Regions from separate parts of the Homo sapiens genome. Here region 2 is linked to region 1. Evidence: chromatin contacts called from ENCODE Hi-C or POLR2A ChIA-PET data. All regions are on one chromosome and are shown on one strand. The core of a region is the stretch at or near the end of the contact, and the rest is flanking DNA. Distances in the headings are between cores, read along the strand shown. Region 1 has its middle 66 kb from the start of JDP2-AS1. Region 2 overlaps FOS (Fos proto-oncogene, AP-1 transcription factor subunit).

What was found. A loop is a pair of places that touch in the nucleus more often than their neighbours do. ChIA-PET counts read pairs that join two places held with the same protein, here RNA polymerase II (POLR2A).
Region 2: a map of IMR-90 shows a loop between it and region 1 (20-fold over the local background). The contact joins two enhancer-like sites. A Hi-C loop is called at or near these places in 1 of 168 maps with a recorded cell type or tissue (IMR-90). POLR2A ChIA-PET finds 5 or more read pairs at or near these places in 3 of 52 experiments (HCT116, WTC11 and activated CD4-positive, alpha-beta T cell).

What each region holds. Positions count from the first base shown.
Region 1 is chr14:75,357,987-75,365,308 of GRCh38, reverse strand. No RefSeq gene overlaps it. Among named protein-coding and RNA genes, the nearest start is that of JDP2-AS1, 66 kb to the left of the region's middle. Within about 2 kb of position 3,113, at least 5 of the 41 ENCODE cell types and tissues checked have a DNase peak (open chromatin) inside an H3K27ac peak, as active enhancers do.
Region 2 is chr14:75,279,425-75,286,208 of GRCh38, reverse strand. It overlaps FOS (Fos proto-oncogene, AP-1 transcription factor subunit), which reads right to left. Exons shown (of 4, transcript NM_005252.4): 2 at 6,081-6,332; 3 at 5,542-5,649; 4 at 3,979-5,426. The coding sequence ends at 4,785. Among named protein-coding and RNA genes, the nearest start is that of FOS, 4.0 kb to the right of the region's middle. RefSeq lists enhancers at 4,392-4,951, 4,952-5,511, 5,538-6,463, 6,464-6,784. Within about 2 kb of position 1,833, at least 14 of the 41 ENCODE cell types and tissues checked have a DNase peak (open chromatin) inside an H3K27ac peak, as active enhancers do.

The DNA of each region.
Region 1 (7,322 bases), core at 1,864-4,363:
AGCACAATGCCTGGCATGTAGTTGGTTGTTCAAAAAGTGGAGTTTGATTGACTTGAATTTAATTAAAATGCAAATAGTACATCTACCCAGAGAAGCAGAGTCAGATACAGCAAAGACAGGAACCACAAAGTAGGGCATATCTGGTGCTAACCCAGTTCAGTTGCACTGACCGGGGGGTTTCAGTCTATAGATCCTATATGGCCAGCTTGGTCTGCCCAGCAGATGCCGAGGTTGGCAGTGCATTTGGCAAAGGTTCTCTAGAGCTTGGGCCAACCAAGCTGCATTTTGGGCTCCTCCTCCTCATTTTCTCTCCCCACACTCACCCTCCAAGGCTCAGTCCTTGCCTACAGTTCTGGTCTCCAAACCCCACACCTGCTTGGCACTAAGGTAGACTAGTGAACTAGACAGATAAGGTCCCTGTCCTCGTGGCACTTAAAACCTATCCAGGGACCACACTAAGCTAAATGACCCCAAAGTGACATGCTCAGCTGTGCTTGTTACCTTGAGAGTAGCATCTGCCTTGAGGACACCAGGTATTACAGGCTCAGCATGTCTTCTCTCCTGTACCTGGATTCAGAGAACATGACTGTGAGTCCATCTGAGTCCCAGACTTGCTACCTACCAGCCATGAGCCCATCTTTTATCCTCTCCGAAACTATCCCTTCATCTGTAAAATGAGGTCAGTAACAACCTCTGTTCTGCCTACCTTCCAGATTGGATGAGGATTAAATAAGGTATGTGAAAGGGCTTTGTAAGCTGTAAAGTAATACATGTTGCTTATGACTGTTGTTATAATTAGTATTATTATTACTAAGTAACCATTCCTCCTATCTCCTCCCTCTGACCATCAGTGATGCCAACATCCCAGTCTCCCAGCCTAGAGGAATCTTCGTTTCTGTCTTTCCAGAACCCTTTCTCCCCTTCATCAGATACCAAAGCTCCTTTTCCCTTTGGGGAGCACATTCCATGTGGCACATGCCCCTCCCGCAGCCCAGAGTCCTCCATGCACCTGGCCATGGTGATTCTCAGAAATGGGCACAAGACTAAGCCAGCCAATTGGAGTCCTTCCTGGAATTTTCTCACCAAAGTTTGCGGGAAAAAACAGGGTCCTTTCTGCTGGGAGGTGAGAGTCTGGGACTGCCAGCAACCATTGATTCCATGATGTGGAGAAAGCCTGTCTGAAGAATAAAGTCAAGCAGAAAGAGAAAGAGAAAGACCGTGCCCTGGATCCAGCTGTTCCTAAAGCCAGCTGCAACCCTGAACTTCCCAGGTACACTCATAAAGACAAGCTCTCTTTTACTTGAGCTGAATTGAGTTGGGTTCTGTCACTCAAAAATGAAAGACTCTAGAGTAATAAAAGATTCAAAACTCAGGTGACATGTTCTGTTTGTCTCTTTCCTTTAACCCTAATGTTTAATCTGTTGAAACTCACATTTGTCCCTTCTGCTGCTACATGTTCCTGGCCAGATTCTCTTTGTCTCATACTTGGAGGCTGCCTGATGGGGAGAACTGTAGGATTCAAGCCAGACAGAGCTGGGTGAATCCCAATGCTACTACTTACTCATTGATCATGTGAACTTGGACTTCTCTGGCATTCAGTAACTTCATTTGTAAAGTGGGACAAATAACCTCTACCACGCAGAGCTGCTGTGAGTATGAAATGAGACGTCTATAAGAGCCCAGTGGGGACTCAATAAGGGGTAGCTATTATTACTATTTTTACAGCAGCCCCATTTGATCCATCAGTAGGAGAAGGTGATGCATCAATCCTGTTTTCAGTAGAGGGCATTAATCATGTTCTCTGAGCTCAAACATAAAAATAGGATCATGGTCCAGCTGAGAAAACCAAGCCCTGGAAGCTGTGGATGGCTGGGGGCCATTGGGTAGAACAAGAGGTGATGAAACCACTGGAGGAACGAGGCTTGGGCAGGGGTGGTCTCCTGGCACCAAGGAGAGGTGCCCTGGCTAACGCAGCCCCAGTCTCCACAGCAGCCAATCAGAGGCAAGTGCACAGGTAGGCTGAGGCAGCCATCTCCGGAGAGGCCAGGCCAGTCCCGGAAGGAGAGCCTTCTTCCAGGTGAGGTTGAGAGTGCGGTCATTGCTCAGAGACTTAGCAGACTTATGATTTGCTCTTAGTGTATAGTTGTAGGTGCTCTACAAAATACTGAAAGTGGAATCTATTGTTTCTTTTTTTTGACCACTAGCTTGGCTCGTTATTTCTGAAGAAAGAGAACAGGGCCAGGAGTCTGACATCTGAGGCTTCAACCCCATTTGCGACTGATAAGCTATATGACCTTGGGAAACTGGTCTCCCCTCTCTGGGCCTTGATCCCCTCACCTGTGAAGGGGGTCAGTAAGGGGTGGCAGATGTTCTCTAAGGGCCCTTCCGATGCTAACATTCTAAGTCCGGTCCATCTCAGGCCTGGAGGAAGCCAATCAGGCTGGGCCCAGCCCCCCCACGATCCCAAACTGCACCAAAGTTTTGTTTTCAAGGAGGCCAAGGCAGCCGGGTATAGTGGCTCACCCCTGTAATCCCAGCACTTTGGAAGCCGAGGCAGATGGATGGCTTGAGTCCAGGAGTTTGAGACCAGCCTGGACAATGTAGCAAAACCCTGTCTCTACAAAAAATACAAAAATTAGCCAGATGGGTGGCACACATGTGTTGTCCCAGCTGCTGGGGAGGCTGAGGTGGGAGGATCACCTGAGCCAGGGAGGTCAAGGCTGCAGTGAGCCAAGATTGTGCCCCACTGCACTCCAGCCTGAGTGACACAGTGAGACCCTGTCTCCAGGAAAAAAAAAAAAAAAAAAAAAAAAAGGAGTCCAAGGCAGGACGTGGGGAGCCATAGCTATTTATCCTGGGAGAAATGATGGGGTGTGTGCTTGGAGAGGGAGAGCCCAGGGGACAGTATCCCCACTGGATAGTGCCACCTCTGTGACACCTCCCCTTGGAGAAAGGTGAACCAGGAGCTAGGGGTGAGCAGCTCTGTTTAACAGCTTTCCATTTGTTTACCAAAAAAATATTGTTTCATCATAAAAATTCCCAAAATAGTTCCTTCCCTGGTCAGACTGACTGGCGGGCGCCCAGCTTGGGAGCCCAGCCGTGCTGGAGACACACTCTCAGGAAGGCAAAATTAGCTGGAAAGGTCGGGAGCCGCAGTTTGGGGACCACCAGCCCCACACATCCTGTGGGGTGGGTGCAGAGGGTTAGAGCCACAAAATCACCTTTCTAGGGGTCTTTCTCTGGGCAGTGGCAGGATTTCCCCCAGAGGCTCAACAAACTTATTTTTAGCTAAGAAGGGCTTCCTCTGCTCTTGGCGAGGGAGGGGGTCATGTCTCCTTGGCTGGAAGTGACACAAATGTTTTACCCTCTGAGGGAATGCACCCTCCCACACTCATTCTGGCTAACACTCTCTCATCTCACAGCCCCTCAATGGCAGCTCTTCAGAGAGCCCTTCTCTTAAAGCCTTCTCCCCAAAATGGCCCAAATTAGGACCTTGGTTATAGAGTCTCGTAGAATGCTGCCTTTTATTCTTGGAGAACTTACCCCTGTTTGTACCTATAAGTATGAAGGTCTGTCATAGAACATTACTCAATACATATCCCCAGTGCCTCACACATAATAGGTTCTCAATAAGTCTGTGTTGAGTGGTGGGTGAATGCTCCCTCTGTCTGGGACCCCAGACACTTCCCAGGGACATGCCAGTCTTATGGGGACCTGTGTGTATTTGAGGATGAGAGAGTGAGGAAGAGGGATAAATAAAACATTTCCACTCCATCCCTGCGACTAATCTCTTCTTCTGCCACTCACCCCAACCTAGCCAGAGCAGGACCCCACAGAGGAAAATGACCCATAGTTAAGCAACAGAATCATCCTCACAGATGAGCCTTGCAACAGCAGCCCAGAGCCTCCAGGCTGCATTGCCAAGCAAATGTGGCAGGCACTCGCATGGCCTCCGGAAAGGCCGACCAACCCCATCCCTACCACCTCATGCCTGAAGTCTTCCTTAGTCTTAGTGAAGTGGGAATAAATTCACCCTTAGAATACATTGCTAATTTTTACTGATCTGCAACATGCAATGTAAGTTAAAACATTGCCTGGGGCTGGGCGTGGGGGCTCAGGCCTATAACCCCAGCACTTTGGGAGGCCGAGGTGGGTGGATCACTTGAGGTCGGGAGTTGGAGACCAGCCTGGCCAACATGATGATACTGGTGGTGCATGCCTGTAATCCCAGCTACTGGGGAGGCTGAGGCTGGGGAGGCAGAGGCTGCAGTGAGCCAAGATTGTGGCACTGCCCTCCAGCCTGAGCAACAAAGCAAGACTCCACCTCCGAGAAAAAAAAAAACAAAAACATTGCCTGGCTTTGCAACTCAGCTTTAAGACAAGTCTCCACCCTACATCCTGGGAAAAGAGAGAGAAAGAGAGAGAGAAAATGATACGAAGAGTGAAGATGTTTCCTTGGGCCATTCCACTCAGTAAATATGGGCTCCACAGTAAGACTGAGGAAAAAAGATGGCAGATGCTTCCCCAATTGGTCTCATTTACCACAAACCTTGGCACCTTATGGCACCTTTCAATGGGCTCTAATGTATAAAATGTGTATTTTTCTATATCTTGACCCCTAAATGCAAGGCAACTACTTTGTGACACATAAAGCCATGTATATGCTATGTTAGTAGAGAAGTTATCTTCACAAGTAATTTTACTGGATATGATTTTCTTCTTTACACACTGACTTTAGAATGTGACTCCCACTTAGCATCCAACTATATTGTTATTTGCATCTATTGAGAAAAAAGCAGACCGTAGAGCCAAGCAAGAGAAACAAAAAACAATCCTCTGGAATTCTACCACTCAGGGAGAACCACTGTGCATTTCTGAGGGGCTGTTTTTTAAGGCAAGCGTGTGTACAAATGTGTATTAATTCCATCAATATCTCATACAGGGAAAACCAGACAGATGTTCTTTTGAAGGTTACAAGTTGGTTTTTTCTTTTTTCCAAAGTCTTTTCTTTCCAAATACAGTGGGATTTTCAAACTCCCCTCCATATTCTGGGTTGATTTTCTGCACTGTTAAAATGTGTGCCAGATAATCTTGACATCCTTGAGTCTAAGCGGGTGAGAGTCAGGATTCATTGGAAAAGATGGCTGAAGGGGCTGGGCATGGTAGCTCTCGCTTATAATCCCAACACTGTGGGAGGCCGAGGCAGGTGGATCACTTGAGGTCAGGAGTTTGAGACTAGCCTGGCCAACAAGGTGAAACCCCGTCTCTACTAAAAATACAAAAATTAGCTGGGCATGATGGCGCTTGCCAATAGTCCCAGCTGCTCGGAGGCTGAGGCAAGAGAATCGCTTGAACCAAGGAGGCGGAAGTTGCAATAAGCTGAGGTCACGCCATTGCACTCCAGCCTGGGCAACAGAATGAGAATGAGACTCCATCTAAAAAAAAAAAAAAAAGAATGGCTGAAGGACCAGGACCAATCTTTTCCCTTCTCCCTCTTCACAATTTGGCCTCCAGCTGGTCCGGTGGGGAAGCAGCCCCAGGAAAACCCTGGATTACGTCCTATGCTCCAAATCCCACATATGCTGTACCCACCCCAGAGTGCTGAGCTTTACCCCACACTTGTAACATCTGCAAAAAGGTAGGCTCATCACCATGCAGCCGTTCCCTCTTGAGACCAGATGACAGAGGGAGAAATGGAAAGAATGTTTAGACTGAGAGAGGTAATTCAGAAAATAAACACCCTTATTTGACCCATTCAAGCCTTTTCTAATCTTTGATTGTTTCTCTTCCCAGTTAAGGAGAAAGGGATAATTTGAAGAGCGACAGGGTTCAGCATTGAGTACTAACTAGGAAAAAAAAAATGTTTGATACACCATGTGTTTTGTAAGGGTCTGGTTTGATTTCATTTTGCTTTCTTCAGTACTTGGTGGTTGCAAATCTAGTCCAAGACTGGCTGAGGATTTGCAAAATCAGTGGTTTTGACTAAGTATTTGGACTTTGATCTTTGAATGGGCACATATGTGGAATTAACCTTAAAAAGAAAACAGCTCTGCTTAGATGAAAGAAATTGCCAGCCGCTTGTTCCCCTGAACGTAGAGGTACTTCTATACCTTGGCCAAATGGACTACTAAGGAATTTAATAATTACCTTTCCAGTGAGAATGGCACATATTCACCACTCAGATTCAAGAATTTGTTTAAAAATGCAACTATAAATAGTGCAGGTACTTCCAGAGTTTCTAACATCGGTCTTGCAAATTTCCTGTACTTATGAATAGCCTGTTGTTCAAAGCCACCCAACCACACTCAGCAACTGGGTTTGTGTGAGCCAGTGCCCCATTGCCACCTTTGTATTTATTTATTTAACCACCTTGTTCCCCGAATAATTTAAGATTGCTTTTTAAAACATATGAAATATAGGCTGGGTGTGGTGGCTCACGCCTGTAATCCCAGCACTTTGGGAGGCCGAGGCAGAAGGATCAGTTGAGCCCAGGAGTTCAAGACCAGCCTGGGCAACACAGTGAGACCCTCTCTCAGTTAAAAAAAAAAAAAAAGTAGAAAAAGAAAAAATATATATATATATATATGTATATGAAATATAATGAAAGCAAAACAATAGGTAAATGAAATAAAGGAAAAAGAGGAGCAAGAAAGAAAAAATAAAATGAAAATGCTAAGAGTGACATTTTGGCTCTGTCGGTTGTGAGGGGCTATACATTTGCTCAAGATGTAACTTCAAATTTAAATATGAGCTTCCTAGTGGGTAGAGCAAAAAAGAAAAAAAAAGGAGGCATGGTCAGTTGTATGGTTTATAGGGTCCATAAACTAAAAGCCAGGTGTTTAGGAGAAGCATAACTATTCCCGGAATGAAGAAAGAGAAATTTATTCCATTGATCCCCATAAAGAAAACAACACTGTAACCATAAATATGACAAGAAATCCCATAATTTTGTCTCTTAAAACATCTCTTGGCAGACGCAGTGGCTCATGCCTGTAATCCCAGCACTTTGGGAGGCCAAGGTGGGAGGATCACTTGAGATCAGGAGTTCAAGACCAGCCTCGGCAACATGGCGAAACCCCATCTCTACAAAAATTATAAAAATTAGCTGGGCATGGAGGCGCACACCTGTGGTCTCAGCTACTTGGGCGGGAGTGAGATGGGAGAATCACCTGAGCTCAGGGAGGTTGAAGCTGCAGCGAGCTGTGATTGCACTACTGCACTCCAGCCTGGGCAACAGAGTGAGACCTGTCTCAATCGAAAAAACAAAAACAAAAACAAAAAAACATGACCTGGTGCGGTGGCTCATGATCCCAGCACTTTGG
Region 2 (6,784 bases), core at 584-3,083, 78 kb after region 1:
CTATTCAGCATTCAAGTGAGGCTCATATCTCTTTTTTTTTTTTTTTTTTTTTTTTTGAGGAGTTTGGTTACTCTGTTTGGAATGAGTCTCATACACCATTTAGAGATCAATTTTGTTTTAGCTTTTTTTCAACTGTAAAAACATTGAAACTTTAGACGATTACCTCAAGATAATCAACTGAGAACTTTTACTGTGCCTCAATTTTTTTTTGTCCGTTAATTAAAGATAGCATAATTGATTTACTTTCATTCACACATGGGAATTGCTGTTGATACAAAATTACTGTTATTAGAACAAATTGTTAAATCCTACCCTTTAATTTTGATAATTACACAAGATGCAGTGATGTGCAAAGATGATGCAGAATCTACAATCCACTATTCTACAGAGATAAATATTTTTCCTCTTCCCTCTTCCCATTGAAAATTAATTTGGAGCCAGAAGCCCAATGGCAGCTTTGAAGTTGAATTGGCAGAGGTCATCCAGGAAGACAGTGAAGGAATTCCAGGAGGCAAGGATGGGAATGGGGTATATTTTTGCAGCCAGACATAAAAGATGTAAAATTCCCATTGCTTAATATACTAACAGGGACCAGGAGAGGAGAAGTTAAAGAATATGTGTGGAATATATTTCTGTGTATGGAAATAGCACAGAATTTATTCATCCACTGGGCAAAATATTAATTAACCTTGTACCATGTGCCAGGCACTGAGCCAGTTCTGGGGATCCTGGTGAGCTAAACTGGACATAATCCCCATGAGGAAATGACTTCTGCCTCTATCCCCTTCAATTATATGTATATGTCTTTAGCAATGTTGAATAGTGGTGCCCTCTGGTAGTTGTTTTCTTTTTTGTTTGTTTTTTGTTTTTTTGAGACAGAGTTTCACGCTTGTCACCCAGGCTGGAGTGCAATGGCATGATCTCAGCTCACTGCAAGCTCCGCCTCCCAGGTTCATGCCATTCTCCTACCTCAGCCTCCCGAGTAGCTGGGATTACAGGTGCCCGCCACCACACCCAGCTAATTTTTTTGTATTTTTAGTAAAGACGGGGTTTCACTATGTTGGCCAGGCTGGTTTCGAACTCCTGACCTCAGGCGATCCACCCACCTTGGCCTCCCAAAGTGTTGGGATTACAGGTGTGAGCCACCGCGCCTGGCAGGTAGTTGTTTTATTGAGATTAGCATGAGGCCATAGCTTGTGGGTAGGAATCCGACAAAGTCTTTTTCAAAAGAAAGTTGAAGGCCAGGTATGGTGGCTCACATCTGTAATCCCAGCACTTTGGGGACCAAGGTTGGGGGGATCACTTGAGGTCAGGAGTTCGAGGCCAGCCTGGCCAACATGGTGAAACCCTGTCTCTACTAAAAATACAAAAATTAGCCAGGAGTGGTGGCAGTTGCCTGTAATTCCAGCTACTCAGGAGGCTGAGGCAGGAGAATCACTTGAAGCCGGGAGGCGGAGGTTGAAGTGAGCCGAGATGGCAGCAGAGCGAGACCCTGCCTAAAAAACAAAAAAAATAAACAAAAAACAAAAACAAAAAATTTCCCAGAGTTAATAATCCCTGAGAGTTGTCCAGTCCTGAGTGAGTAAAAGGGATTTGGAAGGAGCCATTTAGCTGGAGAAAGGAGGAAGGAATTTCTTCTCTCAAGCCCATGAAAGTGGTCAGCAGGAAGCTTGGTGGGATGTCAACCCTGGGGATCCGATGGTCTCTGATTTCCTCTTTCTGGACCTTTAACGCCATCTTGATGTAGCAGCCTGGTCTCCACTGGGCTGTGCAATAAGCTAGAGCAAGGGTCTGTGTCTGGGCCTTGGCCAGGGCTGTCAAAGGGAAAGCAATGCTCACCCTCTAGAGTAAGCATGGGGCTGACAGGGACCATGATTGAGGTCCCCAGGAGCAGGTCAATGTCCGAAGGTCCAGCTGCCCTTCTTCATCTGGGAAATCGTCTTCCTTTTCTTCCTCTGGTTGTTATTATTGCACACCTACAGGAACCAGCTGGGTTCCTTTTTTTTTTTTTTTTTTTTTTTGAGATAGGGTTTTGCTGTGTCACCCAGGCTGGAGTGCAGTGGTGGTGCAATATCAGTTCTCTGCAACCTCCCCCTCCCAGGCTCAAGTCATACTCCTGCCTCAGCCTCCTGAGTAGTGTAGCTGGGACAACAGAAGCACACTGGGTTTTGCCATGTTGCCCAGGCTGGTCTCAAACTCCTGGACTCCAGTGATCCTCCTGTCTCAGCCTCCCAAAGTGCTGGAATTACAGGTGTGAGCCACCGCTCCTGGCCCACCAGCTGGGTTCCTTACAGGGTAGATCACCTTGTTATTTCAGACCAGGTGTTTGTTAGTTATATTAATTCTGTATTTAGTTTAGGTATATTTAAAGGCTATAAAATATTTGCCCTTTGAACAGCAAACAGGGATCCTAAGGCCACTGTCATCACAAGTCTAGCAGAAACAGCACCCCAAGTGGTGTGTGATATAGGAGTGATCTAAAGAGCGGTAAGTTGCTTTTAAATGTCCATTTTTATGGGAGGGGCAGAGATATCATAGACGAGAACATCAACCTCAGTAAAACTGTCATTTTGAATTAAAACTTTTAACTCGGTTGAATATGACACCCCATAAGCACCCAGTGATTTTCATTATCACCAAAGCATTAGAAGACTGGCGCTGAAGCTCTTCTTCCACCCAGTGTGTGTGAAAACATAGTGCATGGTGCCTGCATGATACTCGCGAGCAGAGGCAGAAGGGCGGTCTCCTTTCCCTGTGGTTTGTACGTGTGCATGTGTGTGTAAGTGCCCCATTACCAGAGACGTCCCGGACAAAGGTCACGTTCTTCCTTAAGATGATAAAGTTTCTAAGTTAAAGCTTGTTCAGAGTCATGTTGACTTCTCCTTCTTGAGCTATTATGTAACTTTTTGTTTGCAGAACGATCAGCCATTATTTGTGCTGTTTGAGATATCTTTTGATTTCTGAGCAACTTTTTCTCCCCCACTTCCGCCCACTATAAACTGAATGAAGGGCATATGGTATTAGAGAAACCAGAAACCACAATGCATTTATTAATAAGGGATAGGGCAATAGCCCTCCTTCCCTTTCGAGAATAAAAGAGTACAAAAAAATGTACACATTAGTGAAAACTTTTTTTTTTAAACAGAGTTTCAATCTTGTTGCCCAGGCTGGAGTGCAATGGCGCAATCTCAGTTCGCTGCAACATCCGCCTCCCGAGTTCAAGTGATTTTCCTGTCTCAGCCTCTCAAGTAGCTAGGATTACAGGCATGCACCACCACACCAGGCTAATTTTGTATTTTTAGTAAAGACGGGGTTTCTCCATGTTGGTCAGGCTGGTCTCGAACTCCCGACCTCAGGTGATCCGCCTGCCTCGGCCTCCCAAAGTGCTAGGATTACAGGCATGGGCCACCGCGCCCGGCCTGAAAATTTTTTTTAACCAAGTATCAAGAGGCAGTTCAGCCTGCTGGATACGATAACGAGCAGGAAGATTCTAATGCCGATAACGGAATATCAAGAAAGTTGTTTATTCTAACCATTCTTCAATTTGCTCATCTTTGAAGTAGAATAACCCTCCACGTGATTTTGTGAGAATAAAAAGTTAAAATAGTCTGTACAAAGCTAGGTTCTGTTTGCTTAAAGGGTTCCTTTAAGATCAAAACATCTGAATTTAATATTAGCACAACAAAATTTAAATATTTCCCCCTGCGAGTACTGAAACAGAAAAAATGTATTCCCACAAAAGCTGTTACACAGCGGTTTCCCGTCCCCAGAAGCAGTAGAAAATCTTAGCATTCCAATGGAAGGCATGTATTTGTAAAATATTCTAAAATCAGCTCTATAGTTTCCTTGTCCTCTTTGATAAGGGATCAGACAGAGGGTGTGTCCCCCTCCAGCAGCTACCCTTCTTGACAAACTGGTCTCCAATAATACCTTTCAGAAACTTACAAGACTTCCAGAATGAAAAGAGCACAAGGTTGGTCGCATTCAACTTAAATGCTTTTATTGACAATGTCTTGGAACAATAAGCAAACAATGCTTAAATTTTTCATTCAAATTCACTTTCCACATGTCAAAAGACCTCAAGGTAGAAAAAAATAAAATAAAAATATAAATATCTGAGAATCCATCTTAATAAATAAATTAAAAACACAATAAAACGTTTTCATGGAAAACTGTTAATGTCAGAACATTCAGACCACCTCAACAATGCATGATCAGTAACATTACAATGAACATTGATGTTGAAGAAAAACTACAGTACATGGATATAGCTATTTATTTCTATCTACCAGAAAATAAAGTCGTATCTTTTCTTAGTATAATATTGGTCATTTCTAATCAGAACACACTATTGCCAGGAACACAGTAGTTATTGTTAAAATCAGCTGCACTAGATACAATTTGAAAATATCCAGCACCAGGTTAATTCCAATAATGAACCCAATAGATTAGTTAATGCTATGAGAAGACTAAGGAGAAAGAGAAAAGAGACACAGACCCAGGCCTGGCTCAACATGCTACTAACTACCAGCTCTCTGAAGTGTCACTGGGAACAATACACACTCCATGCGTTTTGCTACATCTCCGGAAGAGGTAAGGACTTGAGTCCACACATGGATGCTTTCAAGTCCTTGAGGCCCACAGCCTGGTGTGTTTCACGCACAGATAAGGTCCTCCCTAGGTCTACAGGAACCCTCTAGGGAAGATGTGTTTCTCCTCTCTGTAATGCACCAGCTCGGGCAGTGGCACTTGTGGGTGCCGGCTGCCTCCCCTTCCCTGCCCCCTCACAGGGCCAGCAGCGTGGGTGAGCTGAGCGAGTCAGAGGAAGGCTCATTGCTGCTGCTGCCCTTGCGGTGGGCAGCTGCACAGCTGGGGAAGGAGTCAGCCTCGGGGTAGGTGAAGACGAAGGAAGACGTGTAAGCAGTGCAGCTGGGAGTACAGGTGACCACCGGAGTGCACAGGGGCTCCAGCTCTGTGGCCATGGGCCCCATCCCCAGGGAGCCACTGTGCAGAGGCTCCCAGTCTGCTGCATAGAAGGACCCAGATAGGTCCATGTCTGGCACGGAGCGGGCTGTCTCAGAGCCACTGGGCCTGGATGATGCTGGGAACAGGAAGTCATCAAAGGGCTCGGTCTTCAGCTCCATGCTGCTGATGCTCTTGACAGGTTCCACTGAGGGCTTGGGCTCAGGGTCATTGAGGAGAGGCAGGGTGAAGGCCTCCTCAGACTCCGGGGTGGCAACCTCTGGCAGGCCCCCAGTCAGATCAAGGGAAGCCACAGACATCTCTTCTGGGAAGCCCAGGTCATCAGGGATCTTGCAGGCAGGTCGGTGAGCTGCCAGGATGAACTCTAGTTTTTCCTTCTCCTTCAGCAGGTTGGCAATCTCGGTCTGCAAAGCAGACTTCTCATCTTCTAGTTGGTCTGTCTCCTGTATACAGAGGGATAAAGGAAAGCATAAGACACAGTCTTACTCAAGGGCCCTTATGCTCAATCTCCAACTTTCCCCTTAAGTTTTAAAAAGGAGCAACCCACAGAGTACCTACCGCTTGGAGTGTATCAGTCAGCTCCCTCCTCCGGTTGCGGCATTTGGCTGCAGCCATCTTATTCCTTTCCCTTCGGATTCTCCTTTTCTCTTCTTCTTCTGGAGATAACTAGAATAATCACAAAAAAAGACCGACATTCAGTAAAAGTGTCTGCCATCACCTCCATTCACCCACCCCAGTAGAACTGGCTCCTGCAGCTTCCCTGCTTCCTGGCACCCCACTGTGAAACCATTTCTGACCTGCAGTTGCAGACTAGGTGTGACTTGCATTTAAAATAAGATCCTCAGCAAGAGAACAAAGAAGAGCCCAGTCTGAAAGCATGCGGTAAGAAACTTAGGGAAGAAACTATGAGAGTACTTCTTAGGGTGAGACTCAGAGTCTGAGTTGGGATGGAATGGGCTTGGAGCCAGGGCTCCCAGTTACGGATGTGCAGCCAGCCCCATCAGTGGCTTCATCCTCTGTACTGGGCTCCTGCATCTCCGGGGCTGCTTCCCACCCAGCCCCCACATTCCCAGGAAGAGTACGCTAGAGTTCCTCACCTGTTCCACCTTGCCCCTCCTGCCAATGCTCTGCGCTCGGCCTCCTGTCATGGTCTTCACAACGCCAGCCCTGGAGTAAGCCCCAGCGGAGGGGGCGGGGACTCCGAAAGGGTGAGGGGCTCTGGTCTGCGATGGGGCCACGGAGGAGACGAGGGCGGGCTGCACCAGCCACTGCAGGTCCGGACTGGTCGAGATGGCAGTGACCGTGGGAATGAAGTTGGCACTGGAGACGGCCAGGTCCGTGCAGAAGTCCTAGAACAAAACAGAAGGGGAAAGCCGACGTGAGCGAGCAGGTTCCGGACACAGGTGGGGCGAGTTCCCAGTGCCGCATGCAGCAGTGAAGAGAAACGATCCTGCCACGGACATTTCATCTTAAATGTCCCTCATCCTGGATGAAAGGTCTCCCCCTTTTCCTCCCAGGCATTCCGCAGCGCAGTGCCTGTCTCTTCCATCCTGCCGCTGCGTTCCCGTTATCCCTTCAGCATCACTTGCTTGAAAGGGGGTTTGTTATAAATATCCCTGACGTCTGCGCTGACGCAGGCGCCGCTCCGGAGTCTCCAGAATGAACTCGCTTTTTATCAATGAAACTGCCTTACACACCCGCCCGCTGCACCCTCCTCCCTCATCCCTCCTCCGTGCTCCAGGCTGCCGGGGGAGGGGGGATTGCCGCTTTCTGCCACCTCCCCGGAGAAGCCAGGCTCTAG